Linked DNA regions of Mus musculus: region 2 is linked to region 1. Evidence: chromatin loops called from intact Hi-C (ENCODE). Cell type or tissue: gastrocnemius. All regions are shown on one strand. Links, peaks and the distances in the headings refer to the core of each region. The heading gives the core; the rest is flanking DNA. Region 1 holds the start of Gabarap (gamma-aminobutyric acid receptor associated protein). Region 2 holds the start of Mpdu1 (mannose-P-dolichol utilization defect 1).

The links. Peaks named below come from ENCODE experiments on the same cell type or tissue, not always from the same donor. Only the 100,000 strongest peaks of a DNase experiment are listed, where the experiment ranks them.
Region 2: a loop joins it to region 1, with 2.3 times the contacts of the local background. A loop is called at or near these places in 2 of 42 quality-filtered maps.

The regions. Positions count from the first base shown.
Region 1 is chr11:69,987,563-70,002,510 of GRCm38, forward strand. It overlaps Gabarap (gamma-aminobutyric acid receptor associated protein), which reads left to right and starts at 3,808. Exons shown (of 4, transcript NM_019749.4): 1 at 3,808-4,240; 2 at 4,803-4,881; 3 at 5,020-5,138; 4 at 6,897-7,387. The coding sequence starts at 4,151. The coding sequence ends at 6,962. It overlaps Phf23 (PHD finger protein 23), which reads left to right and starts at 8,204. Exons shown (of 5, transcript NM_030064.4): 1 at 8,204-8,491; 2 at 10,035-10,066; 3 at 10,184-10,276; 4 at 10,739-11,570; 5 at 11,676-12,449. The coding sequence starts at 8,458. The coding sequence ends at 11,890. It overlaps Ctdnep1 (CTD nuclear envelope phosphatase 1), which reads left to right. Exons shown (of 8, transcript NM_026017.2): 5 at 1,051-1,167; 6 at 1,266-1,377; 7 at 1,920-2,004; 8 at 2,415-3,039. The coding sequence ends at 2,475. It overlaps Dvl2 (dishevelled segment polarity protein 2), which reads left to right and starts at 13,030. Exons shown (of 15, transcript NM_007888.4): 1 at 13,030-13,464. The coding sequence starts at 13,271. It also overlaps Gm51904. In gastrocnemius, for the core only: CTCF peaks have their summits at 6,995 and 8,045; DNase peaks (open chromatin) are centred at 8,134, 8,968, 9,392 and 9,733; H3K4me3 peaks cover 3,700 bases; H3K27ac peaks cover 3,860 bases.
Region 2 is chr11:69,652,702-69,667,649 of GRCm38, forward strand. Mpdu1 (mannose-P-dolichol utilization defect 1) reads right to left here and starts at 9,948. Exons shown (of 7, transcript NM_011900.4): 1 at 9,768-9,948; 2 at 6,110-6,175; 3 at 5,865-5,997; 4 at 5,235-5,320; 5 at 5,024-5,142; 6 at 4,719-4,829; 7 at 3,996-4,627. The coding sequence starts at 9,870. The coding sequence ends at 4,502. It overlaps Cd68 (CD68 antigen), which reads right to left and starts at 13,469. Exons shown (of 6, transcript NM_001291058.1): 1 at 13,319-13,469; 2 at 12,802-13,235; 3 at 12,546-12,665; 4 at 12,334-12,412; 5 at 12,050-12,220; 6 at 11,512-11,803. The coding sequence starts at 13,361. The coding sequence ends at 11,670. Mir1934 (microRNA 1934) reads left to right here and starts at 10,342; the gene lies at 10,342-10,424. It overlaps Fxr2 (fragile X mental retardation, autosomal homolog 2), which reads left to right. Exons shown (of 17, transcript NM_011814.2): 17 at 1-596. It also overlaps Sox15 and Eif4a1. In gastrocnemius, for the core only: a CTCF peak has its summit at 10,014; DNase peaks (open chromatin) are centred at 9,026, 9,983, 10,483 and 11,222; H3K4me3 peaks cover 2,371 bases; H3K27ac peaks cover 3,021 bases.

The DNA.
Region 1 (14,948 bases), core at 6,541-10,540:
AGCCTGATGATGGATCACATAGACCTGGAGGTGCAGGCAATTAGTTATTGCCTGATGTGGGTGCTGTGTCCCACAAAGTCTTAATTTAAAACATTACAGTAACTGTTCTGGTAGTCTTGGTTTCCCTCTGAAACTTTACAAGCCAAGCCACCATTGTCTTCATAGTTCTCAGTGTTGTCTTCTAAGCTCTCCCAGAACAGCCCTCTAAGCAATAAGCATTCAGTGGTTTCTTGAGCTCGAAAGCTCCAAATGCTTCCACAGTCCTCTCTCAAATCAACATGGTCCGGTCTGTCAAAGCAAGATTCCATTTTTCTGCTGTCAGTTTGTAGTAGAATTGGATAATAGATAGTAGAATAGGAGCAGAATTGATAAGGCGAATATGTAGTAAAAGAACGTACTCAGTTTACGTTAAAATAGTTGTGCATTCGTGAGCCTGAGAACCTAGAATATGCTGTGTCCTTGTTGCAGAGGTGGGTGACTTGATAGTGCTTAGTCCACGAAGGGCAGTGCTGTCCCTAGGTGGGTTGTCCTGAGTTGTGTAAGAAAGCAAGCCAGTAAGCGGCATTCCTGTGGTCTATACTACTTCCTACCTCCAAGGTTCCTGCCTTGACTTTCTGCTTTGACTTCCTGACTTCCCTCTGTGATGGAATGTGACCTGGGGGTTATAAGATGAAATAAACCCTTTCTTCCTCAAGTTGGTTTTGGTCAGTGTTAATAACAAGAGGAAAGCAGACTAGGACAGTGGGTAGGGACAGTTGAATAAGGAGAGGCTGTGGGGAGGACAGGCAAGGGGATGGCTTTCAGTAGCTGGGGTTAGTGATGCAGTCCCATTCTTTCACAGGCATCCTGGCCTTTACGTTTGTATCTCTGAGTCTCAAGGGCCTTCCCCAGACACTGAGCGTGGGAGTTTGGTAGGGAGCTCAAGTGTTTTGTGTTTTCACCGACATTCGGTGTTACTTGGAGGCTGAAAGGGTTAGGCTGAAAAAGAACCATTCTGTCTAAATGTTGATTAGTTTCTATGACACTGTATTCCTCTCTACTCTACTTCAGGTAAGCCAGTGGTATGAGCTTGTGGTGTTCACAGCAAGCATGGAAATTTATGGCTCTGCTGTGGCAGATAAACTGGACAACAGCAGAAGCATTCTTAAGAGGAGATACTACAGACAGGTAAGGAGCCAGAGTCAGGTTTCAGAGGCAGAGTACCAGGATGGGAGGTAGGAGTGGGGACGAGGGGGCGGGTGTGCTCCATAGTCCTCTGTTTCCAGCACTGCACTTTGGAGTTGGGCAGCTACATCAAAGACCTCTCCGTGGTCCACAGCGACCTGTCCAGCATCGTGATCCTGGACAACTCCCCCGGGGCTTACAGGAGCCACCCAGGTATGAGAAAGTTCTGTCAGGACCAGGACATGCTTCTAAGACATTTTAGTTTGGGTTTTATTTCCGAGACAGGGTCTTCTTATATAACCCAGACTGGCCTGACCTCTGTCATAGTGGTTCTGAGGGTGACACAGATAGTGTTAGTGACCTCACACTAACCTAGGCAAGCGTTATTGAGAGGTTGACTGCAAGGAGCTAGGAGCAGGAGAGTTGGTTCCGAGTGCAGAGTTTGGGTTCCCTGCTGTACTACAGATCTAGATGTAAGTTGTTTCTCTGTTTTAAGTGCGGTATCCACTCTTACGTGTCCATTTTATATGACTAGGACTTCCCTATGAAGCTCACTTCAGGTGAGCATGGGGCAGTTTTATTAGAAGCCTACCTCAAGCTGGTGTCAAATCTGTTTGGCTTTGGCATTTGGGGAAAAAAGGGTTTTAGGTGGTTGATGACTGTGGTGGGGAGTTTTAAGTAATAATATTCAGGAAAGGCTCACCTGCTCTTCTGCATTCTTTGCCTTTTCTCACTTGTAATTTTACCTACCCTAGACAATGCCATCCCCATCAAATCCTGGTTCAGTGACCCCAGTGACACAGCCCTTCTCAACCTTCTCCCAATGCTGGATGCCCTCAGGTAAGGGAAGTGTGTGGCCTGTAGGCGGTAGCTCTTTTTTTTTTTTTAAACACATTCTTTTATATAGTCCATGCTGGCTTGGAACTTGCTTTTACCTCTCAAGTGCTGTGATTACAGGAGTACACTATCAAAACTGGCAATGCTTGGGTTGCCAAGAAAAAGAGGGCGGGGGTGGGGTGGGGAGCGGGTTAAGAACTGAAAAAAAGTCATTCAGAGTCTAAGTGTTTGGGCCAGGTCTTCTTACTCCAGTTGTCATTGTTTGTGGCCTTTTGGCTTCTATCAGATTCAACCTCTGTCACTGTGTGAAAGTGGTATCAAGTTCTGTTCTGTCCAGTGAGACTCCGTTGTGCTAGTGTTGTGAGGGTGTCAACTATAAGGTATTTCACCAACACCAGTTACTGTCATTTCAGGTTCACTGCTGATGTCCGATCGGTGCTGAGCCGAAACCTTCACCAACATAGGCTCTGGTGACAGCTGCTCCCCCTCCACCTGAGTTGGGGTGGAGGGGAAAGGGAGGGAGAGTTCTTGGGACACCGTCTGTTGCCCTGTCCAATGTGAGGACTGCCTGGGCAGAGTCTGCCCCTCCCACCCCTCTGCCCTGGGAGCCCTACACTCCACTTATGGAGTCTGGATGGACACATGGGCCAGACCGTGAAGCAGCCTCACTCTGGGTTCACACTCCGTGGAAATGCCAGACTGGGACAGGCGAAGGCCTAGAGGAGCCGAAACAGTCTGGTGAAGAGGCAGGACTGGCCAGAGTGACAGACATATCCCAGAGGCTCAAAAGAAGCCAATTCAACTTTGTTGTGATTTGATTTTTTTAAAAACTCTTATACAAAACTGATCTAATTCTTCACTCCTGCTCCAAGGGCTGGGCTGTGGGTGGGGACTGGGGTTTCGGGCCACTGGATCCTCCTCAGACTTGTCCCCCCCTTACTTTTCCTCATTTTTTTTCTTTCCCCAATCCCCCATACCTGTAATCGGCTCCTTTCTTCTTTCCTCTTTTAAACCATGCATTATAACTTTGAAACCAAAGCTGCCCTAGACCCTTCTCTGATGTTTTTGGAAATGGAGGGAACTTTGTTGACATCTGCTCTGTCCTTGAAGCAGAGGGAGAAGATGCTGTTTGGAGTTGGGGGGAAGTGGGATTTAGCACAGGGATAAAGTAGTTTATGTTCAGTGTTCGGCAGGAAAGGCCCCACTGACTGGATGGAGTCCCTGATGGACAGTGGACCAACAACTTTAAAGTAGGATATAGAAGGCTAAAGAGGGAAAACTCTAGAACCCTGGAAGGGCATACAGCTGGAGAAAGGCTGGGCTTGTCTGGGAAGTTGACGTGGACAGGCTAAGAGGGCGCTGCCTACGAGGTGTTGGCACTCCAGCAGTAACCTGGGGCGGAACCCTCTTTCCTGGCACCTCCTCTCCAGAGCCGGGACTACTTTTCGCCACCCGCCACGTGATTCTCCGCCCTTTTCTGAGGTCACATGATTTTATCTACACTCAGAAATGTGTTCCTCCGCTCTGGTGTAGTCCTTATCTTTGGGGCTTTTGCAGTTTCTCTTGGTTCACATAAGCCTGAGCCTTGAGCATTCCCTGGGTGTCTGCAAACCTCTTTCCTTTCTGTCTTATGGTGTCCATATCCACAGCTTGGGTACTACTTTGTTTTGGTGTCAACGGCCACCTTCAGCGTAGAAACACGTCTCATGAAATCCTAGACTTGTAATTGTCTGCCTTTCCCCAACGTAATTTCCGAGAACTGCAGAACTAAATCTCATGACTGCCACTGGGTACCAGTTTCGTCCTCAACTTTGTACTGTGGGAAAGGGTTTTTCAGTTCACTCGAAACAACAGCAACCTTATCTGCGATGTCATATGTGTAACCCACAAGTTGATTCCAAAGCAGTTACGCTGAAGGCGTAAGAGGACCAGGCTACGGGTTGCGCTAGCAAGCTGAGCTAGTGGCGTATGTTAGCAGGCGGGGCCGGTCCGATGGTCGGGGGCGGGGTTGATGAATAGGGAAGTGGCGCAAATTCGTGGATCGCTCCGCCAAGTCTGTTCGTCGAAGCCGCCTCCGCCGCCGCCCCCTGTCCCGGCCCCCCCCCTGGGTTCCCTCAGCCCAGCTCGGTCCAGCCCGGTTCTCGGGAGAATGAAGTTCGTGTACAAAGAGGAGCATCCGTTCGAGAAGCGCCGCTCTGAGGGCGAGAAAATCCGAAAGAAATACCCAGACCGGGTCCCGGTAAGGACAGTAGCCAGGGCCCAGGCTAGCGTCGCTGACGCTGTCGCCACAGGCTATGCTTGAGTCTGGGAAAGCTGAAGTCAGGCTCTGTCTGTCGTGGGGTTAGAACTCTGTTGTCTCTGGTACCAGAGGTCTCTCACCTGAAGTAGAGCTGGGGACTAAGATGTGGACGGGAGAGAGAGATCAGGGTATTTCTCAGAATAGAGGCCTTAGTGAGCTTGACAACCCAGAGTTTCCATGGCCATCCTCCCAACTAGCTAGATTTAATGTAGATTTTTGACCCAAACAAGTCATCCTGTATTCTCTGGTGAAAATAGTTATTGTGATGCGCCGTTCTAGGATCAGTTCTCAATATTTAGGTAAGAGTGAGGCCAGGAGCTTTGGACCTAATGCTGTGTGCACCACGTATATAAGGATAACTAGAGAAATGAGATTCCAGTAGGTTTCAGTAAAAGGGAATATTGTATGTTGAGTTCTTCATCGATATAGCAGCATATATATGTGTATGTATGTATATATATATATATATATATTCATTTTTCTCATTCTTACCTTTTATCAGGTGATAGTGGAAAAAGCCCCCAAAGCTCGGATAGGAGACCTGGACAAAAAGAAATACCTGGTGCCTTCTGATCTTACAGGTGAGGGCTTGACCTGTGGTGCACGTTTCTTTCTGTGGGTGGGCCTGCCAACTCTGTGGGAGGAGGCTTCACCTGGCAGCTGTTCTCTGGAGGCGCCTACGACCTCTGTGACTTGCTTGCATCTCCTGTTTTTGGCAGTTGGTCAATTCTACTTCTTGATCCGGAAGCGAATTCATCTCCGTGCTGAAGATGCCTTGTTTTTCTTTGTCAACAATGTCATTCCACCCACCAGTGCCACGATGGGTCAGCTGTACCAGGTACAGTACCTTGGAAGGAACGGTAGTGTTTGGAGAGGAAAGTAAAGGCCAGCGGTCGCTGCTGGCTAACTTTAAAATGTCAGTACAGCCCTGCCGTGGGATCTTACTAGCGCTGAGAATAGGGAGGAGTATGAACTGGTGGAGTTGTTCTGACTGGGACTTACTACCTAAGTGAGTCTCTCCAAGAGTCCCAGATGTCAAAGAATAGATTGCGTTTGAGGAGTGGTGGTTGTTGTTGTTACTTTCTGTTCGTTTTCTTTAGGAGACAGGGCTTCTCTGTATAATCCTGGCTGTCCTGGAATCCCCTCTGTAGACCAGGTTGGCCTCTAAACTCCCAGAGACCCACTTGTTTCTGCCTCCCTAGGGCTGGGCTTAACAAAAGGTGTGCGCCACCACTGCCCTAAACTTGACACACAGACCAGGCTGACCTCAGACTCAGAGAGCTTCCTGCTTATGCCTCTTGAGTGCTGGTGTTAGAGTTGTTATAAGTCCTCATCCTGAATGGTGACACATACCTTTGATCCTTTAAATCCAAAGCACAGCTGTTTCTGCACACAGTTTTAATCCGATCATCCAGGAGTCAGAGGCTGGTGGGTCTCTTTTGAGTTTGAGTCTATCCTGATTAGTCAGAGATACTTAGTAGTGAGACCCTGTCTCAAAAAAAAAAATAATAAATAAATAAATAAAAATAAAAATAAAACAATCAAAAATAAAAATCCCCAAATTAAAAACCCTCAAAACCACTGAACGTGGGGCATGATCATGCACAGCTTCAGTCCCAGCACTGTGGAAGCAGAGGAAGGTAGAGGCCGAGGCAGCAGTATCAAGTTGGAAGTTGTTGACTACATAGTATAGTGAGTTTGAGGTCAGCCTCTTTTTTTTTTGTTTGTTTTTTGTTTTTTTGAGACAGGGTTTCTTTGTATAGCCCTGGCTGTCCTAGAACTCACTTTGTAGACCAGGCTGGCCTTGAACTCAGAAATCCGTCTGCCTCTGCCTCCCGAGTGCTGGGATTAAAGGCGTGTGCCACCACACCGGGCAGTGAGGTCAGCCTTTTTCTTTCTTTCTTTCTTTCTTTCTTTCTTTCTTTCTTTCTTTCTTTCTTTCTTTCTTTCTTTTTTTTTTTTTTTTTTTCAGAGACAGGGTTTCTCTGTAAAGCCCTGGCTGTCCTGGAACTCACTTTGTAGACCAGGCTGGCCTCGAACTCAGAAATCCACCTGCCTCTGCCTCCCAAGTGCTGGGATTAAAGGCTTGCGCTTCCAAGCCCAGCTTGTTTTTGTTTTTGTTTTTGTTTGTTTTGTTTTGTTTTGTTTTGTTTTGTTTTTTGAGACATAGTCTTTCTGTGTAGCCCTGGCTGTTCTGGAGCTCACTCTGTAGACCAGGCTGGTTTCTAACTCACAGAGTTCTGCCTGCCTCTGCCTCCAGAGCATTGGGATTGAAGGTGTGCACCACTACCACCCAGTCCAAGTCAGCCTTTCCTATAGGAGAGAGATAAAATAGGAATGATTGCTTTTCTTTTATTCCTTCTGTACTAGGGACCACGTTTAGTGCCTACTGTTGCTTACAGATGATCTGTATCTTCAAATCTATTTTGAGTCCGGTTCTTAAGTTGCCTTGGTAGCCTTTACCTTTCGGCCCTTTCCTGCATCTGAAATTACCAGGCAATGCTTAAAGTGGTTCTTGAGGAATTGAGGTATTGGTGGTGAATGGTTGAGTAACGAGTTCCCTTAACCTCCCCCCCCCCTTTTGCATTTACTTCAGGAACACCATGAAGAAGACTTCTTTCTATACATTGCCTACAGTGATGAAAGCGTCTATGGTCTGTGAAGCTGCTGTACCTGAGGTGGGGGGTTCCATTCTACGAAGAGAGGTGGCGCTCCTTCCTTGACATCCAGTTCCTCCTTCAGGCTCAAACACCACCTCCTTTCTTCAGGACCTGCACTTAATGTTTGAGGCTGTCTCTCCAGTCCCTCTCAGCAGGAGGGGTAATGGTAGATACAGCCTCCATACATCTCTTTCTCCCCTTGTTTACCCTCCATTCCCACTCTGATTTAGACTTCTTGATTGTCGATCTCTGTCACATCCGATGATTGTTTTGGTTTCTATTCCCTTTCTAACTGCCCATCGGGCTCAGAACCCCAATAATCCCTTCCTTTCACTATCTTCTTTTTGGGGGGTAGGTGGAAGGGATTGACATTGGATGGGGGAGGTAGGAGGCACATCAATAAAAAGGAAACCACCGAGCTGAATTGAATTTGCCCTGTGTCATTCCACCTCCTGGTTTTTTGTTTCAAGTATCGTGAACTTCAGTAGTGGGAAAGGGGAAGGATTGAGGTATAGATCAGTGAAATAGAAACGCGTTGTTGATGTTGGTAATTTCCTGTTTTTTAGTGAGTGGAATAATGTGAACATTATCTCATGAAAGTTCCATTTTATTTATGTGTGTATTGGGGTGTGATGTAAACAGAGAGGTGGTGGTTGCTAGTGTGGGGAGGTATGGAGAAAGTTTGAAAGTACCATTTTTAAGTAAGAATATCCAGATGTTACTTTACATTAAAGAAGATATGTTCATGTTTGGGAGGTGGTAAAAGGACTGTCTATTACTGCTGCCACTGGCAGAGGTTGTGCCAGGGTATGGGAGTCTGTAAAGTAGAATTTGAGAGAGGGCAAATACTAGAAGGTGCCATTATTACTAGGAGAACTTCATCTCCCAGCATCCATTTCTTCTTTTGGCCGGAAGTGGGGCGGTACCCTGAGGGGGTAAAAAGAAGGTACAAAGTGAGGCAGTATGGTGGCCGAGAGTTATAATCCCTTCTTCGTCTACTTTCTTGGTCCCGCCCAGCCTACACTTCCCGGGAGTCAATGTGCACTCTTCCGCTCTTCTTCCCGCTCCCCGTTGCGTATCTCCCCGCCACTCCCCTGGTGGTGGGGGGAAGTTGTTTATTGCGCCTGCGCCAATCCGTGGCTTCCTGGGAACTGAAGTTCCGGAGGATCTTGCATACCCCTTTCCGCTGCCCCTGCACAGACTACAAATCCCTTGGTGCACTGCGCGATAGTGCCGGCGGGGAGGGGCAGAAGGGAGGGAGGAGAGAGGAGGAGGAGGAGGAGGGAGCAGGCGGCCGGCGGTGCGGGGGGAGGGGGCCCGGTCCGGGAGTGCGGGAGGCAGTGGTGGAGGGAGGTGGCGGTAGCGGAGTGGAGTCTCAACCGCGCCAAGCGGACACTTCGGTGGAGCGAGGCGGTAGAAACACGGAGCACTCAAGGCAGCACCGGGAATCCCGGCTTCGAGGAGGGGGTCGCCGGACCGGGTGGAGGGGAGGGGGCGATGCTGGAAGCCATGGCGGAGCCCAGTCCCGAAGGTAAGCACTCCATAGGCACAGAGGACAGGGAGCGGGGTGAGGATTCAATGGGCAAAGTTGGAGGTCGAGCCCCGGCACCCAACGGAGGAGTGCGGGAAAGGGGGTCGGGGCCCTGGCTCTTGAGGTGGAAGGGCGATGAGTTGAGATAGCTTGGAGAAAGAGGAGCGGGAGACTGGGTCGGGATAGTTAGACATCAGGTACAGCGTGGAGAGTGGCGGTGCGGGGTCTGAGCGCCCGAGACCCAGCTTCGGGAACTAAGGGCTGAAAAGGCCTCGGACTGCTTGGAGCTCTGAGACAGAGAGGCTGGGGGAAGCTGCTTGCCCTCCGTAGAGTTGAGGGAGCACGAAGAGGATTGAGTGAGGGGCCCGGTAGTTGGCCGAGGTGGGGGAGTTGGTGGCGGTGGCGCTTGAGCACCTCGTAGTTGCCGCCAGAGCTAGCTTGGTGATTGTTAGAGGGGTGGGCAGGTAGTTGTGGAGTGGGGAGAGGGTCTGGGTATTGTCTCCGGTAGAGAGCCCGATACCGAGGGGCAGCTGTGGGGCCGGAGAACTGGGAAGCGAGGCGAGCCCGGTACTTGTAGGGGCGGCGGGGCGAGGTGTGTGTGTGTGGGGGTTAAGACCGGCAACTTGCGCGGGTGGGGGGTTGGTCGGCCGGGGCAAGAGCTTCCGAGTTGTGGAGTGTGTATTGGGGGTAGCGGCGTCGTCAGGGGGCCTTCTGTGGAGCGGCTGGAGGGTGACCGGGGGCTAGAGTTTATGGGTCCGTAGCCTAAGGGACTCGCTGAGTCCGGGGGCGGGAGGGGGGCGGCCGGAGAAGCTCGGAACTGGGCCCGGGGGCCCGGCGGGGAGCCCGAAGAGCTCGAGACGGGGAGGGAGGGGCTAAAGCCCCGGATGGGGGCGGAGGGACAGCGAAATTGTGGGGAGCGCGGCCGCGGGGTGGGGTGGGGGTCTGGCTCCGGGCTGCAGCTCTTCGCCCGTCCCGGACGCGAAGTAGCGTTGGGGAGTGTGAGCCTGTGTGTGTTTGGGGTGGGGGTGAGGGGCGCGCCCGGCCTCGTGTTCGAGTCGAAGGGGCCCGGAGGGCGGGGAGCAGTTCAGCGTGGTCATCCTGGACCCTGGGGGCGGGCAGGCGGCTTGTGCGGTCTCGGAGGGCCCAGGGCAGTGGAGCGCGGCCGGCTGGGAACTCTGGGCTCCGGGCGCGTGTGAAGGACGGGGGCGGGCGGTGGCCTGGTCTCGCCCCGGGAGCGGTATGGCGGGGTGGGGCGCCAAGAGAGCCGAGTTGACTGGAGAGGCTGGGAGGGGGCGGGGCGCCGGGCCTCGGGGTGGGGGAAGGGGAGCGCTATAGCGAGGCCGGGGAGGGCGCCGCGCCCAGGCTCCGCCCCTTGGGGCGGAAGGGGGAGCAGGGGCGGGTCCGGCACAGCTGGGGGCTGTGGCTGGCTGGGCTAGGCGACCTCACGGTGGATGGGATTAGGTCGGGAACTCCGAGGTTTAGAGGTAGGATTTTACACGGACTCTTTTCTAGTGCCTTGACTCAGCTTTTATTGATTTCACAGATCCGCCTCCGACTCTTAAACCAGAGACTCAGGTGAGCTGTCCCATACCAGAACACTGAGTGACAATTTAGGGGGCTGTGTTTTGGGGAAGGGCTCCTTTAACATTCGTGCCTGGCTTCCATACGATCGTGTTTTGTCTTTCCATTTAGCCACCGGAGAAAAGGCGGAGAACCATTGAGGATTTTAACAAATTCTGCAGTTTTGTCTTGGCCTATGCTGGTTACATCCCCCCTAGCAAAGAGGTAAGGAACAGAAAAGTAGCTGAGGTGAGGCAGAGTGAATTACTTTATAGGAAGAGCCTACTGTAATATGCAAGACTAAGAAAACCGGAAGCCCTTAGGGCTATGGTGGGAGAGCTGGTTTGGAGGGATGGAATAACGGCAATGAACGGCAGAAACAAAAATTTGGAGTGTTGCTCAAGACTTTTTAATGGTTTTGAGTGGCTGTTAACAGAAAAGTGTTTCCAGGTAAGCTGTAGGGAGATGAGTGTCCTAGCAAACGAGATACTGAAAACAGTGCTGGAAGTAACAGCTGTGGCTTCTGTGTTCTAAAGGTCCCCTGAGGACTGTGAGGAAGGTAGGTTATAGAGTACACATCAGATTTGGGGTAGGGATACGTCTAGTTCCTGGTTTTTATGCTGGACATGTGGCAGGGCTGAGCTGTCACTAGACTCCGGCTGACCCTAGTCTCTTCCTCCTTTTAAGGAAAGCGATTGGCCAGCCTCTGGCTCTAGCTCTCCATTGCGAGGTGAGAGTGCAGCAGACAGTGATGGCTGGGACTCGGCCCCGTCGGACCTTCGAACTATCCAGACTTTTGTTAAGAAAGCAAAGTCATCAAAGAGAAGGGCAGTTCAATCAGGTCCTACCCAGCCAGGACCCCCAAGGTCCACTTTTTCTCGTCTGCAGGCTCCTGACAGTGCTACTCTGCTTGAGAAGATGAAGCTCAAGGACTCTCTTTTTGATCTGGATGGGCCCAAAGTGGCATCTCCACTCTCTCCCACATCATTGACGCATACTTCCCGGCCCCCCGCTGCTCTCGCCCCAGTGCCGCTGTCCCAGGGGGACCTCTCCCAGCCTCGAAAGAAGGACCGAAAGAATAGAAAGTTGGGACCAGGAGGTGGGGCTGGCTTTGGGGTGCTTCGGAGACCTCGACCAGCTCCTGGGGATGGGGAAAAGCGGTCTCGAATCAAGAAGAGCAAGAAGCGGAAGTTGAAAAAGGCAGATCGGGGAGATAGACTCCCACCTCCTGGCCCTCCTAGGGCTCCTCCCAGTGATACAGACTCTGAAGAGGAGGAGGAAGAGGAAGAAGAGGAAGATGATGAGGAAGAGATGACAGTGGGGGGTGGAGTCCCAGCCCCTGTGCTCCCAACACCCCCTGAGGCCCCCAGGCCCCCTGTTACAGTGCACTCTGAAGGTGCTCCCCCTACTGACAGTGAAGGCAAAGATGTGGGCAGCACAGAAACAAGCCAAGATGGAGATGCTAGCTCCAGTGAAGGCGAGATGCGGGTCATGGATGAGGACATCATGGTAGAATCAGGTGAGAAGTTGGGCTGCCCGGGGTGGGGAGCAGAGGTGATAGCTTTGGGGGCTCTTAGGAGTTGACGCCTTGAAGCAGAACACTAAAGAGATTTGTCTTTTCCAGGTGACGACTCCTGGGATCTGATCACGTGTTACTGCAGAAAGCCCTTTGCGGGGCGGCCCATGATTGAGTGCAGCCTCTGTGGGACGTGGATCCACCTCTCCTGTGCTAAGATTAAGAAGACCAACGTTCCCGACTTCTTTTATTGCCAGAAATGCAAGGAACTTCGGCCAGAGGCCCGGCGGTTAGGGGGTCTCCCCAAATCTGGAGAACCCTGACATCACTAAGGCTGGAACTTGTGACATTACTTGGGAACTGAGCCTCAGGGTCCCCAGCCTTCCCTTGGAGTGAGGAGGCTGTCCCCACTTGAGGGCCACAATTCCCAAGGGAGACGTATTTGGAAATGAGTGTCTTCTACTCTGTCCTTCCTGCTCCATGGACTTGAAGTTGACCCCATTACAGTTGGGTCGGGGAGGCTGGATCTGTAGACAGAATCTCTGTCCAGTCAACCCTGTACCCTTTTCACTTGCAGGTCCAGGGCTCAAACTGGGATGTAATGGGATAGTTGTCTATAAAACTGTAGTGTAAATACAGCACTCCCCTCATGTTTCTTCTCTCTCCCGTTTACTTTCTTTTACACCGGATGTATTTTTAATTTGGGGCTCCCCCATTTGAGCGAGGTTGCTCAGAGGTGGAGTACCAAAGCCTGTGGAGTGAGGAAGGAAAGAAAAAGGTGTCAATTAGCACTCGCCTCGTTTTTAATACTGTTGGCCGGCTGCTCAGACAGACGGCCTGCGTGTTGTAAATAAAGCAGAGTGGGCTCTTGTGTTTTACAGCCCTCCTTGTCCTATTTGGGGAGGGGATCTTTGGGAAACCTGGTGGAAGTCTTGGGTGGAGTTGGGGCTGAAGGCCACTTGTAAGTCCAGGGCTGTAATTCCACAATTTGGGAGGTGGAGATGGGAAGTTTAGGGGCCAAATCTGGCTTGGGCACTGTCTAATGCCCCTCAGACATCTCTGAAGACTATTTCGGCTTTCTCATCCCAAGTACAGTCTAGTAGGAGTACTGCCCTAAGGGTCCCAGGTTACAATTCTCACTCATCAGCCCATATCCCCGCCCCTCTTATAGTTGCTATTGAGGTGCCTTGAACCTCAGATGGGTAAGGCAAAGTGGGGGCCAGTTGCCAGCATTCCAAGAGTAGAAGCTTGCTAAGGTACTTGGGAGGGGGGGGGGCGGGTTGTACACGTTTGGGGGCGGAGTCGTCTAGGGCTGAAGACCGTTGCTCAAGGCAGTGGTCACGTGAGTGTCTAGGTGGAGCTTGTAGTAACGTGACTCAAGGAAGTCACGTGAAGCACAGTCGGCTGCGCAAAGTGGGCGGGCTTGGGTCACGTGGCATGGGGAGAGGTGGGCGGGGACCTCGGTGCTGCTCGCGACGTCCGTGGAGCTAGTGGCCCTCGACTGTGCGGTCTAGGTTTTGAGTCTCGCCACACAGCTCTTCCCGATCAGCCCGCTGGTCCCCGCCATCCTCCTTGGGCACGTCTTCCGCACTGGCCCTGCGCTGTTGGCGCTAGCGCGTCAGTTTGCGGGTGTGCGCAGGCGCGGCGGGGGCGCTTAGTCCTGTTGGGTGGGCGGCTGAGCCCGGGAGCGCGCGAGCGAGACCATGGCGGGCAGCAGCGCGGGGGGCGGTGGTGTAGGCGAGACGAAGGTGATTTACCATCTGGATGAAGAAGAGACTCCTTACCTGGTGAAGATCCCTGTCCCGGCGGAGCGCATCACGCTCGGCGATTTCAAGAGCGTTTTGCAGCGGCCCGCGGGCGCCAAGTACTTTTTCAAGTCCATGGATCAGGATTTTGGGTAAGCGCGAGGCCTAGACTGGGAAGGACGGTGGGTATGCTAGAGTGGATTGGGCGATATTGAGGGAGACCGGTCTACCTTGGACTGTTTCTGGCCTGTAGTGGAGCATAGCATATTGTACTGTGCTAAGGTAGAAAGCCCATCCCAAGACGGACAAGGTTATATTTGGACACATAGAAGAAAGGGCTGGATGGCGAGAAAATTAGGTTGGAGGAATGGGGAACACTGGTTTGTTTGGCCATTCTCTCTCCATGATTTTAGCCAAAAGGCAAAGAAGTGATGCTTGAGGTTATGCTAGGCTGTGCGGAGATTAGAGCCATCTATCTTTTGGTGAGCTGGGATGCTCGCTCTCAGACGTCTGCACGCGAGTTAGATAGAGATAGTCTGTAATTTTGTTTGCCTGTTTTGATTTGTTCTTTTGTTTGGAGGTAGGGCTTTATTCCTTGTATCCTAGGCTGGCTTCGAACCCATGGAGTTCCTGCCTTAGCCCCCAGAGCTGAAATAAACAGGTGTGAGCCAATATGCTGGGCATGCAGTGTTTTTATGTAGACCGGGCTATAGTGAGACAATTAGGCTATTCTGGCTTATTAATCAGGTTCCATAGTATTATTTTGGGATGGTAGAGTCTGTAATATTGCAGCGAGATCTATTGGGATATATTAGGCTGTTTTGAAGTAGACTTTCCTGGCAAAGCATGTACCATTCTGAACTTTTCTGAGTTCTTATTTCCTCTTAGGGCCAGAACCTCCTCTCCCCGCTACCCCGATACCCCCTGGGGGCTGAAGAGAGTTGGAGGATTTTTTTGCTTTTTTTTTTTTTTTAAAGATATTTTATGTGTTGGGCAGTGGTGGTGCACATCTTTAATCTGAGCACTTGGGAGACAGAGGCAGGCAGTTTTCTGAGTTCAAGGCTAGCCTGGTCTACAGAGCCAGTGCCAGGACAGCTAGGGCTGCACAGAGAAACCTTGTCATAAAACAAACAAAAGCTACTTTATGTGTTTGGGTGTTCTGCATGCATAGTGTGTACCACAAGCATGCAGTGCCCAATGAATCCAGTAGATGGCATGGGATCTCCTAGAACTGGAGTTAGCATCTGCCAGCCACTATGTGTGTGCTGGGACTTGAACTCCAGTCTTCTCCAGAGCCAGTCAGTCTGCTGCTGAGCCAAGAACTTCCTTCTGTTACTGAAGCTACCTAGAACACAATATAGAACAGGCTTGCCTTGAACTTGTAGCAGCCCTGCCTCTACACCTGCATCCATAGTGCTGGAACTAGATAACGTGTGGCAGTCAGGATGCCTGGCCCAGACCTGGGCTTTTTACAAGTTACAAGACAGGGACAAGTGGGAACAAATGGGGTAGTGGTACTGCTACATCATAGCAGAATGGGGTACTGTAATCAGTATGGTGCAAAGGGCTGCTTGTGTGGGGACGCTGGGGGCTATGGAGTTCTGGGGTGATTTGTGACATGCTGGGTGACCCTGTG
Region 2 (14,948 bases), core at 7,543-11,542, 330 kb before region 1:
CCTCCGGTCCACATCCCTCCTTTCTCCATCTCGCTTGCTGCCCACCACCATGGCCCTCATGGGTCCAACTGACCTGCGCTGGAGCTGCTCTTATCTACGGGGGAGGGGGGTGGCACAGCAGCTTGGGTCCCCCCCAACCTCCAGGAGCTAGTGGAGGGGTGTGTAACAGGGTCATACCCCTCCCTCTTGTCCACCCTACCCCCAGGGTGAGGGAGCCTCCCCTTCCCTTTCAGACTGGATGTGCCTTTATCCTCTAATGCCCCGACCTCTGAACACCCCCATTCTCCGCCTGTTGGTGGGGGTGCTCCTTGACCCACCCAGATTTGACAGTTCAGGGGGGCTCCCCTGCTATCCCTCCTCCCATCCTGTACCCCCCATTTCTGGGGCCTCATCACTGTGGAAGACGGGGATAGTGAGGGTATTCGTGGGTGGGAGGCATGGGGAAGGTTTTGGAATAGAACCAGGGGTATGTATGAAGGGGGGTGACAAGGTCTCCCAGGGGAGTTGGGAGGAAATAACCTTGTCTGGTGGATGAGAAGGCGTATTTATTTTTCACTGTACAGTATTTAAAAAGAGAATAAAAAAATCCAAATGGCCTTGTGTTTCCCATGTTGCCTTTGTCCCCAGTCTGGGCTGTTTAAATCTCTAGGGCTGACCGGCATTGGTCCCTGGCTCTCGTTCTATAGCCTTTATTATCAGCTCCTCGTTCTGTGTCAGGAAGATGATATTCTGGGAATGGCTGCATCCTTAATTCTCCGTGGCCAGAGGACCGTGCTTCAGACCTTGCTGTTTCTTCCCTCCCTTGGTTGTTGAGAGTTGGGCCACTCCTGAGCCCTGAGTCACAGGAGGATAGGCCAGGCTCCGTGAAGCTGGAGCTGTTCCTGGTAGAAGCTGAGAGTCTGAGCAGGCTGTTTAATCCGATTATCTGGGGCCTGGGGCACAGGCTGGGCCTTCAGCAGAGAGGAAAATAGGGTTTCCTCACCATAGCCTCTAGAACTCAGGAGGGCAGGTTGTATTTCTGGCCTGGTGTCACTCTAGCTCTAGAATCCATGTCACTGACCTCAGCTTTTAGGGGCCTCAAGGGTAAAGAGTAGTGACTATCGGAATTGGGAAGCGCCAGAGCTAGGTACAGTGCACTGCACTGTGGTGAACTGAACGTGATCCTCAGGAGGGTGTGCTGAATGCTTTCTCCCAGAAACCTTAGAATGGAGGAAATCGGGATTCTTAACTATGTAACTGCTGGGCAGTACTGGGCACACGCCTTTAATCCCAGAACTCTAGTCCGAGATAGAGGCAGGTGGATCGAGTGAGTTCAAGGGCAAGACAGGATTATTAGACTAAAGAAAGAAAGAAAAAAAAAATTCCGGTACCCAGGAGGCAGAGGTAGATGGATCTTGATCAAGTCCAGCCTAGTCTACACAAGGAGCAAGGAGTTCAGGCCAATCAGGGCTATATGCTGCACTCCCTGTCTCAAATAATTACACTTTAAAAAAAAAAGAAAAAAGGGATCAAAGGGGTAAAGAAACAGCTCAGCACTTAGGTAGATTTCTGAGTTCAAGGACAGCCAGGGCTACACAGAGAAACCCTGTCTCAAAAAACAAAAAAAAAAAAAAAACAAAAACCATAGCTCAGAAGGTTAGGTGCCCCCTGAGATCAGTCACGGAGATAGCCACTACCACCTCTCCACCTTGACCTGGGAAAGAGAACGGACTTGTGAAAGTTATCCTCTGACCTCTATATACAAAGTGGTGACACTTGTGCCCCACCCCATCCATAACCTTTTAAAAAATAGGAAGATTTTTAAAAAGTGTATCTGCAGGCCCAGAGGCATGTCCATGGTTTGGGCTTAAAGATGAAACTTGCAATACTCAGTGGCAATGGGGAACCTCAGGACTGGAAGTGGCTTTGAATGTTTTCATCTGCCTAGCACCTGCTGGAATGACTAAGAAAACAAAAATGGCCTTGAGTTTCTTTCCCCTGGGGCAGATCAGGGGTTTAAGGAGCAACAGACACCGGAAAAGGCTTTGATAGGGAGTGAGAGCTTCTTAAATTCTCCGGGTTTGATCGACCCTGGGAGCCTTTGGTTCCCCTTCTTGGGAAGGAAGTTACTTTAAATTGCTGGTGCTTGAGAATTGAGACAATTTTTAGGCCTGCCGTCCAGGCCTCCGGTGGAACGTTAGGGGGGTGTGGTGCCCTAGGGGGAGGTGTAAGGACTGGGAAGAACAAGACGCCTGGGTTTGCAGAAAGAAGAGGGGTGGAGAGAACCGCACAGCCACTGGGAGGGGTCTGGGGAGGAGTCAGCCTTTTAGAGGCTGAGTACAGGTGGGAAAGGCCTGTAGCACCTGGGTGCACTCCTGGCAGCTGTTGGGACTTTGTGGAGACCAAGAGCTGCACGCTTGAAACTGCAGTTTCAACAGAAGAACCCTGTCTCGCTGAAGCAGAGGGTAGAAAGAGCGACTGGTAGACCTGAGAGAACACTACCTCTCCGGTAAAGGGCTCCAGACAAGGATTCTAAATTCAGCTTCCCAGAGGTGACAATCGATCGCTGGGAGCAAAGTTTGGATTCAAGCGCTCTGGAAGATACTTAAGTACCCAAATATTCCTAGTCCAGTCTTCGCTCTGGGAGAAGGGCATTCAAGACGCCCTCTCAAAGAGGCTTCACCTCCAACCCATGGCGCTGACCAGCTCCTCACAAGCAGAGACTTGGAGCCTGCATCCTCGGGCTTCCACGGCCTCTTTGCCTTTAGGACCCCAGGAGCAGGAGGCCGGCGGGAGCCCTGGAGCGTCTGGGGGACTTCCGCTGGAGAAGGTGAAGCGGCCCATGAACGCCTTCATGGTGTGGAGCTCTGTTCAGCGCCGCCAGATGGCGCAGCAGAACCCCAAGATGCACAACTCTGAGATCTCCAAGCGCTTGGGCGCTCAGTGGAAGCTGCTGGGCGATGAAGAGAAGCGACCCTTCGTGGAGGAGGCTAAGCGTCTTCGTGCCCGCCACCTCCGCGACTATCCCGACTACAAGTACCGACCCCGGCGTAAGAGCAAAAACTCGAGCACCGGGTCTGTCCCCTTTAGCCAAGAAGGAGGTGGCCTGGCATGTGGTGGCTCACACTGGGGGCCAGGGTACACAACTACCCAAGGGAGCAGAGGCTTTGGGTACCAGCCCCCCAACTATTCGACAGCCTACCTGCCTGGCAGTTACACGTGAGTGCCTAATTGTGTCCATCTGTCTGTTCCATGCTTCCCACACGACCCCCTTCCTTGAGAGCTGGGTGGGAACAGAGGCCAGAGTGCCAAGTTAAACCCAAATCCACCCAAGCAGAAGCTACACCAGGCTGAGGGCCCAGAGTTCAGGATAGTGGCTGTTCCATCTCAACTAATGTGTCCTACCTCTGCCTTTTGGATGGCAGTTTCTCCTTGTGGCTGGCCCTTGTGTGACCCATCTTCCTCTCCCAGCCCTGGGGGCAAGGAGAGACCAAGCCCATCCTGTTGCTCCTTCCTGGCCTGCTGCCCCAGGAGGCAAACAGCCGTGCAGCACGCAAGCCGCCTGCTGAGCATGCCCCAACAGAACTACCTTGTTCTTTAAGTCACCCTAGGGTCCCATTCCATGCCTGCTGTACCCAGCAAGGCTGGCTGAATGGCAAGCTCTAACCCTGTCTGCTGCAAACTGGTCAGACCAGTCCCCCACGAAGAGTTGAGGACACTGCCCAATCGATTCAAGAAGACTAACCTCCAGACCCCATGTTTCTTTTTACAGCTCTTCCCACTGCAGACCGGAGGCCCCCTTACCATGCACCTTCCCTCAGAGTGATCCCAGGCTCCAGGGGGAGCTAAGACCCTCTTTCTCCCCTTACCTATCCCCAGACTCTTCCACTCCATATAATACTTCCCTTGCTGGAGCCCCCATGCCAGTAACCCACCTTTAACTGGCAGGGACGCCCAGGGCCAACCCCACAGACCCCTACAGATCTCCAAGGAACCAGAATGCACACTAAACACAATTTTGTACAATTAAAACCATGTTTCGGAGTCTTTTATTGTCCCATTTGTATTCTCTCCCTACAGCAGCAACCAGCGCCTTCACACACCCTTCCGCCAGGACCTGCCTCGGCAGGAACCTCCCCACCCAACCCCAGGGCCCTTATCTGAGTCACTCTCCCTCACCCCCAGAACTGGGCTCCAATAGACCATCCCACCCGGGCAGCACAGGGAAGCAGCCACTAGCTTCCAACCACAGTTTTCTAGGCTCTGTCCTTGGTCCAAAAGGAAGGTAAGTGGACAGGGCCAGAGCATCTGCTCCAGTAAACCAGCTGCTCACAAGGAGGGATCTGGGGAAGTGAGTGAGTGAAGGCAGGGCCTACACAAGCTTTACTGCTCCCACAACCCTGGCTCAGGAGGCTGCAGTTAGAGGAATGGAGGGTGCTTACACTGCACCCGCAGATCAAGTCATGTGGGGAGGACTCTGAGGATGAGTGGAAATGGAATTGTTCTAGAAGCGAGCTCAGCTCTATTGCTCCTTTTTCTGTTTGTGGGGAGCCTTTGCGTTCCAGTAGAAGAGGACCTGGGCAGCAATGAGGCCATTGCAGAGAGAAGAGACCACAAAGACTCCAGCCATGAGGGGGTCTCCAGTTTCCTGTTATGAGAGAGCACAGATCTAGAAAAGTTCCAAGACTCAGCAGAGAATGAGGTTTTAGTGCCCTCTAGTGGGCAGAAGGTGCACTCACCTGAACAGAAGTGAAGATTCGGGCCAAGGAGCCCCCAAACAGCATAAACACTGTAATGGCTGAAAGCTGGCCTGTGTGTCCGTTGCGGTAGTTAGTGGCTGCCTGAAGCAACTAGAGGAGACATTGATACTTTTGGTTCTCTCATCTGACCCTTCTCCGTGACCCGTCACTATTCCTCACGCCCTGCACACTAGCACTCCATAGTTGGAGGTCCTCCTCTGCCTTACACTAGCTCGCGCGCGTACACACACACACACACACACACTCTCACGTCCCTTTGCTTCCTACTTCCCCAGAGTACCCACCTTCCCCACCACCACGGCAGGTACATTGGAGGCCTGGAGCAGAGTGACTACAGCCAGAGGCGTGAGCGGGGAGAGCAGCGCCAGCAGGACCATGGCATAGCAGGCAAGGAAAGCGACTCCTGGGGGTCAGGGAGACAAGGAGTCCTCTTGAGCCTGAGTCCCCACCAAAGTTCCCATACACAATGCCTGCTCTCCAGCCAGTCCCCGGCACCTTTCACGGTCTCTCCTCTGTAGTGCATGACCAGGAAGCAGATGGCAACGGTCTGGAGTGTCAGGAACAGCGCTTCACCCCAAGAGCTGCAGAGTCAAGGGGTGGGAGGAAAAAGGCAGGCCTGGAAAAAGGCAGGGGAAGCCTCCATGCCCCGTCCGGCTCAGCTCTGGGATGAGCCTGTGCTTTTCAGTCTGCCACTCCCACCATGCCTGGCTCACGCAGGGAAGGCTCGCTCCATCCCCATATTTACTTATTAGAACTGCAGGTGCTGGGGCCAGAATAGCTCAGCAAGTAAGGATGTTTGCCTCTGAGTCTGATTGCCTACGTTCCAGCCCCAGGATCCACACACTGCAAGGAGAGAACCAACTCCTACAAGTTGTTCCGTGACCCCTCCCACCTCAAATAAACAAACTGAAAAGAAAAGAATTGTGGGGCTGGGCGGTGGTGGCACATGCCTTTAATCCCAGCAGTTGGGAGGCAGAGGCAGGCGGATTTCTGAGTTTGAGGCCAGCCTGGTCTACAGAGTGAGTTCCAGGACGGCCAGGGCCACACAGAGAAACCCTGTCTTGAAAAACCCAAAGAGAATCTTGGGGATTTGGCTTTGGGCGTGAAGAGTGGACCCTCACTCACCTGAAGGGGAAGTTGTTGGTGATGCTGTAGACCACGGTTCCGGTCAGTGCCACTAGCTCCAGCATTACTGACTGGAGACTCAGTCCTTCTGCACTCTTGGCTCCCAAGAGTTTAAATACCTGGGGCAGCTTGACTGTGGACAAAGCAGCAGGGCTGAGGAAAGGGCACTCTATCCCCAGCCTTGGCATCCTCAGCCTCTCACCTCCCTTCCCTTTACTCCAACAGCAGGAAGGAGCTGTACGTACCGAGAAGTGACCCAGCCACGATGCCCAGCCCGAGGCCTTTGCTGAGGAGAATCTTGAGGCAGGGAACTGAGAAGAGAGAGCAGTCAGCAGAGAGGCCTCTGGCGCCCAGGTGAGGGTTTGAAGTGCTCCTAGGAGCTGTTGCCCTCTCCCTCACCCGTGACCACCACACCTACCACACCAGTAAGTCTCTGGGGGTGGTAGGGATGACAGGGCAAACATCCTTGCTACAGACATCTTCTATTCAGACTGGGTGTGCTGTCACAACAGCTTCTTCCTTCCTGTCCCCCTTCCATTCCCTATAAATACACGTCTAAAATAGTTTTGAGGGCTGCAAAGAGTAGGGTTGTCCCCTTCAGAAGGACCAGGATAACCAGAAGGTTCTGAAATGTATGGTGTGGGCACTTGTCTTTGGAAGGAGGAGCATTTGAAGTAGGCCATCCAGTTCCTGAGGAGAGTAGGGTCAGGGAATTCTTAAGCAATGCCTGTGTAACTAAAAAGCTAACTTTTATCCCTCATTAACCCAGGAGCCACGTGGTAGACGGACAGAAACAACTCCAGAACTTCCATGCATGGCCCCCCTAATAAACTGTACTAACAAAAATGCACTAAGGCCGGGCGTGGTGACGCACTCGGGAGGCAGAGGCAGGCGGATTTCTGAGTTCTCTGAGTTCTCGAGGTCAGCCTGGTTCTACAGAGTGAGTTCCAGGACAGCCAGGGCTACACAGAAACCCTGTCAAAAAAAAAAAAAAAGCACTAAGAAAGTATGTCTTTTAAAAATGGAGAGATGGCTCAGAGGTTAAGAGCACCAACTGCTCTTCCAAAGGTCATGAGTTCAAATCCTAGCAACCACATGATGGCTCACAACCATCTTTAATGAGATCTGATGTCCTCTTCTGGGATGTCTGAAGACTGCTACAATGTATTTACACATAATAAATTAATTAAAAATGAAATCTTTTTTTGTTTTTGTTTCTGTTTTTTTTTTTTGTTTTTCGAGACAGGGTTTCTCTAGCCCTGGCTGTCCTGGAACTCACTTTGTAGACCAGGCTGGCCTCGAACTCAGAAATCCGCCTGCCTCTGCCTCCCGAGTGCTGGGATTAAAGGCGTGTGCCACCACGCCTGGCTGAAAAAAAATTTAAAAAGTCATAAGGGATGTGTGTTGTAGTTCAGGCTTTTAGTCTTATTTAATCATCTCTGAGTTCAAAGCCAGCCAGAATTACACAGTGAGACCCTATCTCAAATACTTAAAAACTATTGTCAGGTGTGGTGGCAAAAACATTTAATCTTAGCACTTGGGATCGAAGGACAGCTATGTGAGTTCAAAGCCAGCCTGGTCTACATAGTGAGTTCAGGCCAGCCAGGGTGATATAGAGAAACTATTAAAAAGGCTGGAGATATGGCTCAGTGTTTACGAGTACTGACTGTTCTTCCAGAGGACCTGGGTTTAATTCCTGACACCCACATGGAGTTCACAACTCTTAACTCTATTTCGAGGAGATCTGACACCCTCATTCATACATACATTCAGGCAAAACACCAGTGTACATAAAACAAAAATAAATCTTTAAAGAAATCATTAGGCCAACAAGATGGCTCTGCTGCCAACTCTGTTGACCTGAGTGTATATAAGGGAATACCACAACAGAAATACATTTTAAACATTTGGGACTGGAAAGATGACTTAGTGGTTAAGAGCACATCTCTGCTCTTGCAGAGAAGATCTGAATTCAATTTTTAGCATCCTTCTCCAGTGACTCACAAATGCCCGTAGCTCCAGCTCCAGTGGCATCTTCAGGCCCTTGCAGTCATGTATAGTATACATATACACACACATATACAAGTGAAAAGACACACATAAAAAAAAAAAATCTACATTTCAAAACAACCCTGGCTGGCGAGATGGCTTAGTGGGTAAGAGAGCTGACTGCTCTTCTGAAGGTCCTGAGTTCAAATCCCAGCAACCACATGGTGGCTCACAACCACCCATAATGAGATCTGACGCCCTCTTTTGGTGTGTCTGAAGTCAGCTACGGTGTACTTATGTATAATAATAAATAAATATTAAAAAATAAATAAAAAATAAAACAACCCTATTTTGTGTGTGAGCACATAGGTGCATGTGTTCAGGTCAGAGACTTTGAGGAGCCAGTTCTCCCTTTTTGCCTTTCTGTGGGTTCCGGGAATTGTACCCAGGTTGCCAGCCTTGCAAGCCACCCCTCCAGTCCCACAGGCGTTCCCTGACTCTTTTCTCTCCCCCCCCACCCCATTCCCACATTCATACATTCCTGAACCTTCAGGTTGTCCCCACTCTTCCAGGACATTTATCCTTGTTCTTCCACTATCTCTATCATTTACTTCTTTTTTTTAAAGATTTATTTATTTATTTACTTTATGTGTGTGAGTACATTGTAGCTATCTATCTTCAGACACACCAGAAGAGGGCATTGGATCCCATTACAGATGGTTGTAGGCCACCATGTGGTTGCTGGGAATTAAACTCAGAACCTCTGGGAGAGCAGTCAGTGCTCTTAACCACTGAGCCATCTCTCCAGCCCCTATCATTTACTTCTTATCTTGGTTTTTCCAGACAAGGCTGCTCTGTGTAGCCAGCCCTGGTTGTATTGGAACTCATCCAGTTGCCTAGGCTGTCCTTGAACTCCCGCCTCTGGGTCCCTCCCAAGGGCTGGGATTAAAGGTGTGGGCCACAGTTCCTGGCAATTTCTCTAATTTTTTTTAAAAAACATTTTTCTTTCAAACCCTGTGTCCAGGGCTGATTTTCAATAGATTGCAGCGAGTGAGCTGAGCTGCTGCCTACAAAACCCTGATCCTGGCAATCTCTCTACCACTGAATCTTTGACCTGGTGGGCATTTGGCCCAGGAAGGCGTCTTGACTATTGTAAGCCAAAAGTCACTTAGAATAGAGAGATGGAGAAGGCTTATCAAAGGCCTTTGTAAAGAAAAAGGAAAGGAAAAGTGCTATACTCCCAACACTCTAGTGACTGAGGCAGGAGGACTGTTGCCAGTTCAAGGGCAGTCTGTGCCACATAGTAAATTCCAGAAGCTGGTGCTGGAGAGAGGGGATAAAAAAAAAAATTTGTGAGCCTCTGTCAGTTGAGTGCTTGGGGCGAAAGGAGGCCTACATGCCTGGCTGGGGTTTTAATTTTGTTTTATAAAATACGAGTTTTCCGCCGAGGATTGGTGGCACACACCTTTAATCCCAGCATTTGGGAGACAGAGTCAGGTGGATTTCTGAGTTCGAGGCCAGCCTGGTCTACAGAGCGAGTTCCAGGTCAGCCAGAGCTATACCCTGTCGGGGGGGGGGGGGGGGGTACGACAAAAAAGCTCCGAGTTTTCCAGCCTGGGGCTAGAGCCTGGTTAGCAGAGTAGCACATGCCGCCCTGAGTTCGACTCCCAGCCCAGAAAGGGATGAGGGTTGGGTACAGACTTCCGAGATTGTAAAACACAAATTTAACTTTTTTTCGGGAGACACCCCTTCATGCCCAAATATGGCACTTTTCCTATGCAGGGCCCCAAACACTTCCGCCCTCGTCAGAACCGCCTTCTGCCCAGCTTCGCGGTGACATTAATCGCCACTGTCACGCCAACTTACGGTTCAAGGCTGCTCCAGCTAGACCTTGAAGGCTGAAATAAAACTCACCATGAAGCAAGTCCCATTGCACGAAGAGCTGGTCGTAACATTTCTCAGGTAAAAGAATTGGCACCAGCAGCCCTTTGAACGGCCCGTCGGCCTCCCCCGCCATGTTGGAAAGCTAAGCTTCCGCCAGGCGGGACAACCCCCGCCATTTATCCGCGCCGCGCATGCGCGCCGCGCACACCCCGCCCTGCTGTCCCCGAGGCCAGGGCTGCTCTTCCCTCTCCGTGATGCTCGCCCGCCTCCTCTAGGGGACACAGGTCTCCTTCCCAGGCAGGCTTTTGTGCGCGCCTTGACGTTCGAATTTTAAAGCGTGTCCGCGTTTGGCGCCTGCGCTGTTAGGACTTCCTCACTTTTGTTTACGCTCTTGTTCTGAAAGCAAGGTCCATGCTGCCCCCTCGCCCTGTCCCCCCTGCATGTACGCCATCTTGTCTAATCTCGGCCAACTTGATAGTGTTTGAAGTTGAAAGGGAAAAGAGTTCGAGTCTTCAAAATGGCGCTAGCAGAAGCACTGCAGCTCTCTTTATCTTTCCTCTTGGTTTCTCCAGAGGGAATAGAGCCGCAAAAGAGCCATTCCGAGCTGGGCCTTCTTTCTGGTCCCCTGCTTCGTCCTCTGTCCAGATGTTAAGAGGATGACGGTGGGGCTGGTGAGATGGCTCAGCGGTTAAGAGCGCCGATTGCTCTTCCAAAGGTACTGAGTTCAAATCCCAGCAACCACATGGTGGCTCACAGCCATCCGTAAGGGGCGAGCTCCGCTGCAGGAGAGCAACCCCTGACACAACAGGGGACCTCAGTCTGCTGTGTCTAGGTGGGAACCCAGAGGGTGCGAGCAAAATTCCAGTATTTGTCTGGGAAAGGGCCCCTAGGGTTAGGCGAAGAGAGCCATCTACATTCCACCACACTGCCAGGACACCTACTCTTGGTTCAGGCTGTAGGGCATTCCTAAACTGTTTCTCAGTTCCTTGTTTTTGGGGGTGAGGGGAATGTAGTTGCTGGTCAGGGCATAATGTCACATGTACCTCTGCTGTGTGGGGGCTCTGGTCCAAGAATTTCTGTAACCTCATGGGACTGTTAAATTGGAAAGGCACCCATCCTTGGCTCCCATCCGTTGAACCATGTCCTACTATAAACAGTAGAATTTATACTTTGGTACAGTGGGTGGCTGTCTGAAAAATCCCTTTTTATATCTGGACAAGGGCAGATTGCAATTGCCACCGCTCCCTCTCCTTCTGGTACTCGGGGATGTGTTTGCGAGGCCTGAAGTTGTTCCTCGTAGCACAGCCTCATAGAAGTCGGCTGCACCAGTGGGCTCCTCAGTGAACTAGCCCCGGCCACAGTGCACATGGAATCTCATTGTTCAGTCACCACTTTTGAAATAAATTAATACAGCCACCTACTCATATTTTAGTTGTGTTGTACCTAGCTGCGCCCCGAGGGTCAGCAACAGGGTGTCAGGTCGGAATGATTCATTCTGTAAGGGACTAGGCAGCCATTGGCCCCAGAGGGAGGAGGGAATTTTGGCAGCTTCACCAGCAGTCACAGGACATTGAGGGATGAACCAATGAAGGCATTTGGTCACTCTCTGGTACTTTTGTCCCTTCTTGCCAGCTGTCTCTTGGTGACTCAGCCACGGGAAGGCACAGGAAGGCATATGACAAGAAACTCGTGGCTTTTAGCCCCGGCAGGACAAGGCAAGCCAAGAGAAAAGATTTCATTAAGTGTTTGTACTCTTAATGAGGAAAGAAAGGAGTAGTAGGTACCATTCATGTTTATTGATTCCCCACCCCTATTATAAAATCTCTTCATTGTGTTCCTAAAGACAGAGAAGGAAGGTAACTGTTGAGTCAGTGGCATGGTGAAGAGATGAGGCGCTCCTTGGTGGCTTACACAGTGGACTGGGGCAGATGCTCAGAGGGGCTGGTAGGTTGATTGTCGTCTGCGGGTGATGCAGAAGGCGATGAGCACCAGGGTGAGGAGGCCGAGGAGGACCAGGCCAATGATGAGAGGCAGCAAGAGGGACTGGTCACGGTTGCAAGAGAAACCTGGCAGAATAATGGGATCCCTGAGAATTGCTGCAGTGGTGGACGGGCTAAAGGTGGGAGGTGGGGGAGGACGGAAGAGGAAAGGGGATGAAGAAAGGCTGAGGAGCCAACCCATAGGTGAGAGCAGTCAGCAAAGGGGAAATAAGGCAGTCTTGTAGAGGAGGCGGAGGTCTAGAAAAAGAGTTCTGGGGAAGGTTTCCAGAGCAATGGGAGAGCTCTAGGAAAGAAGAAGTAGGTAGGGCTTACATGGCCCGAAGTGTCCCTTGTCAGGCAGCTGAGCAGCCTGTAGCCTTAGAGAGAGCAGGTCAAGGTGAACAGCTGGAGAAAGAACTATGCTTGCATTTCCACAGCAGAAGCTTTGGCCCAAGGGAGCTTGGAGCTCTCGAAGAGATGAATTCTGCGCCATGAATGTCCACTCTGCAGTAATTAGTAATTAAGAGTCAAATCCAGTCCTGACTCCTGAGTCCTCCCCACCAGCCCAGCACGCCCAGCCTAGACTTTTAGTGTGGTAAGGAGAAGAGATTACTCACGTGCTGCCTGTGGGAAGGACACATTGTATTCCACCGCCATGTAGTCCAGGTAGACTGTACTCGGGCTCTGATGTAGGTCCTTAAGGTGAACAGAAAGACTCAAGGCATCAGGGACAGAGGCATCCATGTCCACAGAGCAAGAACAGAGGCTCCGGGGGTACAGGTATGGGATATGGAAGAATAGAGGATAGAGACAAACTCAAGCTGTATACCTGTTTGAATCCAAAGGTAAGCTGTCCATAAGGAAATGAGAGAGACAGGTGGGGATGGGTACCGTCACAACCTCCCTGGACCTTGGTTTTGTTGGGATTCAAAACAGATATGCCCCAAGCCTGTAGAAGTGCAATGGTGGGTCTGAAATCACAAGAATGCTCCATCCAGTTTATCCCCTCCTCTTCTCTTCCTCTTCCCTGCTGAACGAGCCCAGGACTTGCCTCTTGCCCTCTTTAAGCCCCACTTTAGCTTTACCTTTCTTCCACCCTGAATTGGGTATAGGATTCGGATTTGAATTTGGGCTTGGAGCTGAACACAAGGCTGGGAGCCGTTGGCCCACGTGTAGTTCCCAAGAGCCCCCTTGGACCTTGGACTAGGCGAGGGTGGAGGTGGTCCAGGGTGAGGGCCAACAGTGGAGGATCTTGGACTAGTAGCAGTGCCATTTGTGGTGGGAGAAACTGTGGCATGAGAAATTGTGGCATTCCCATGACTGGTGGTGGTGGCAGGGTTATGAGTGACAGTTGTGGGTCCGGAGCTGGTGTGAACTGTGACATTTCCGTGACTGGTGGTGGTGGGCCTGTGGCTGGTCGTAGGGCTGGCTGTGCTTTCTGTGGCTGTAGGTGTCATCGTGAAGGATGGCAGGAGAGTAACGGCCTTTTTGTGAGGACAGTCTTCCTCTGTTCCTTGGGCTTTCAGTAAGAGATTGGTTGGCCACCCAGGTGCAGGCTCCTGCCCATGAGCCCTCCCTCCCCCACCTCCCATTTCTCCTTACCTATAAGCGGTCCTAGCAAGATCAGACACACAGGGAGCCGCATGGCAGAGATGCTCAGACCAGCTAGGCTACACCAGTTCCTTCCTCAATCCAATCCCCTTTGCCTTCTCTTGGAAGAGGAAATGAAAAGCCTCACTTCCCTTAACTAAAATAATCCCACCCCAAACCTGACTCAGACACCTCAGCTTTAGCAACCCACTCAAGCCATTGGTTTTCACAATTAGGCTGTGATTGGCAGTGACGTTCTCAGTGGGCGGTACAAAGCCTTGGTTACCTCGTGAGAATGAGGCAGCTGACTCACACGGAACTTACCTAAGCAAAACTTGCTCTACTTGGGAGCTTACAATGCAGCAGAGAAATGGGAAGCCCTTTCCTCATTGGTAAGAAATGCAACCCCACCCATGCACTCCAATCCTAGCACAGGAGGCCGAAGGCAGATGTAAGAGGTCAGCTTAGCCTATTTATTTAGTTGCAGGACAGGAAGAGCTACAGAACAACCATCTCCCTACATCCCCAAGGTGAGTTGACACCTACATCATCTGGGCTAGGCCTAACCAACCAGTTGAATTTTTTTTTTTTGGTTTTTCAAGACAGGTATTTTGTGTAGCCTTGGCTGTCCTGGAACTCACTTTTGTAGACCAGGCTAGCCTCGAACTCAGAAATCCACCTGCTTCTGCCTCCGGCAGAATGCTGGGATTAAAGGCTTGCGCCACCATACCCAGCCAGTTTAAGTCTTAATGCAGCAAGTTTCACTCATGTCTTGTGCCTAACACTGAGGCAAATTACCAAATGTTAGTAATGTGGGTCATTTGGTATTGCAGGAAGCAACATGGCAAATTCAGTAATCAACTAGTATGGGGGCAGGTGATCCACACTAGCAGGTAGGAGGGAAGGGAAAGAAACAAGAAGCCCAAACAGGCAGTTTCCAAGTAATTTTATTCAGAATTTTGTGTTTGTTTCCTGAATCAATAAATACTATACAAAACAATGTAAAAATGGCTACCATTTTCTCTCCCCTGCTCCCCTCACCAGGGGACAATTCCCTGGACAACCTCACTCAGGGGTTCTCCCTGTAGATTTGGTCCAGCAAATGAGGCCAGCCTTGTTTTTTAGCCCCTTGACTCACTTTTGGAGATTTGGCTGGGGTAGGAAAGCCTTTAGGAACGAGGTGACTAGGTTAGGGAAATGCATTAGTGTTTGGGGGGGGAAGGAGACGGCGCCTGGGGCAGAGCCTACCCCAAAGAAAAGGGTGTCTAAAATGTTCACGGTTCCTTCTTTTTGCCTCAAAAAGTGACATTTATTCATAGAGAAAAAAAACTGAAACAAAAAAAAAAAAAGCCAAAACAAAAACAAGATGTCCATCCCTTGGCTCCCTCCCCTCCCCCCTCCAGCTCTTCCTTAGCCCCACCCCAGGACTGAACCCTGGGCTAGGGCCAGGTCGCAGGACAGCCCCTCAAATGAGGTCAGCAACGTTGAGGGGCATCTCTTCAATGGAGGTGTTGTAGAAAGTCTCAATGTCTCGAAGAGTCCTCTTGTCTTCTTCGGTCACCATGTTAATAGCCACACCCTTACGACCAAACCGACCACCTCGACCGATTCTGAGGGGGGTAAAAAGGATGATGGAACACTT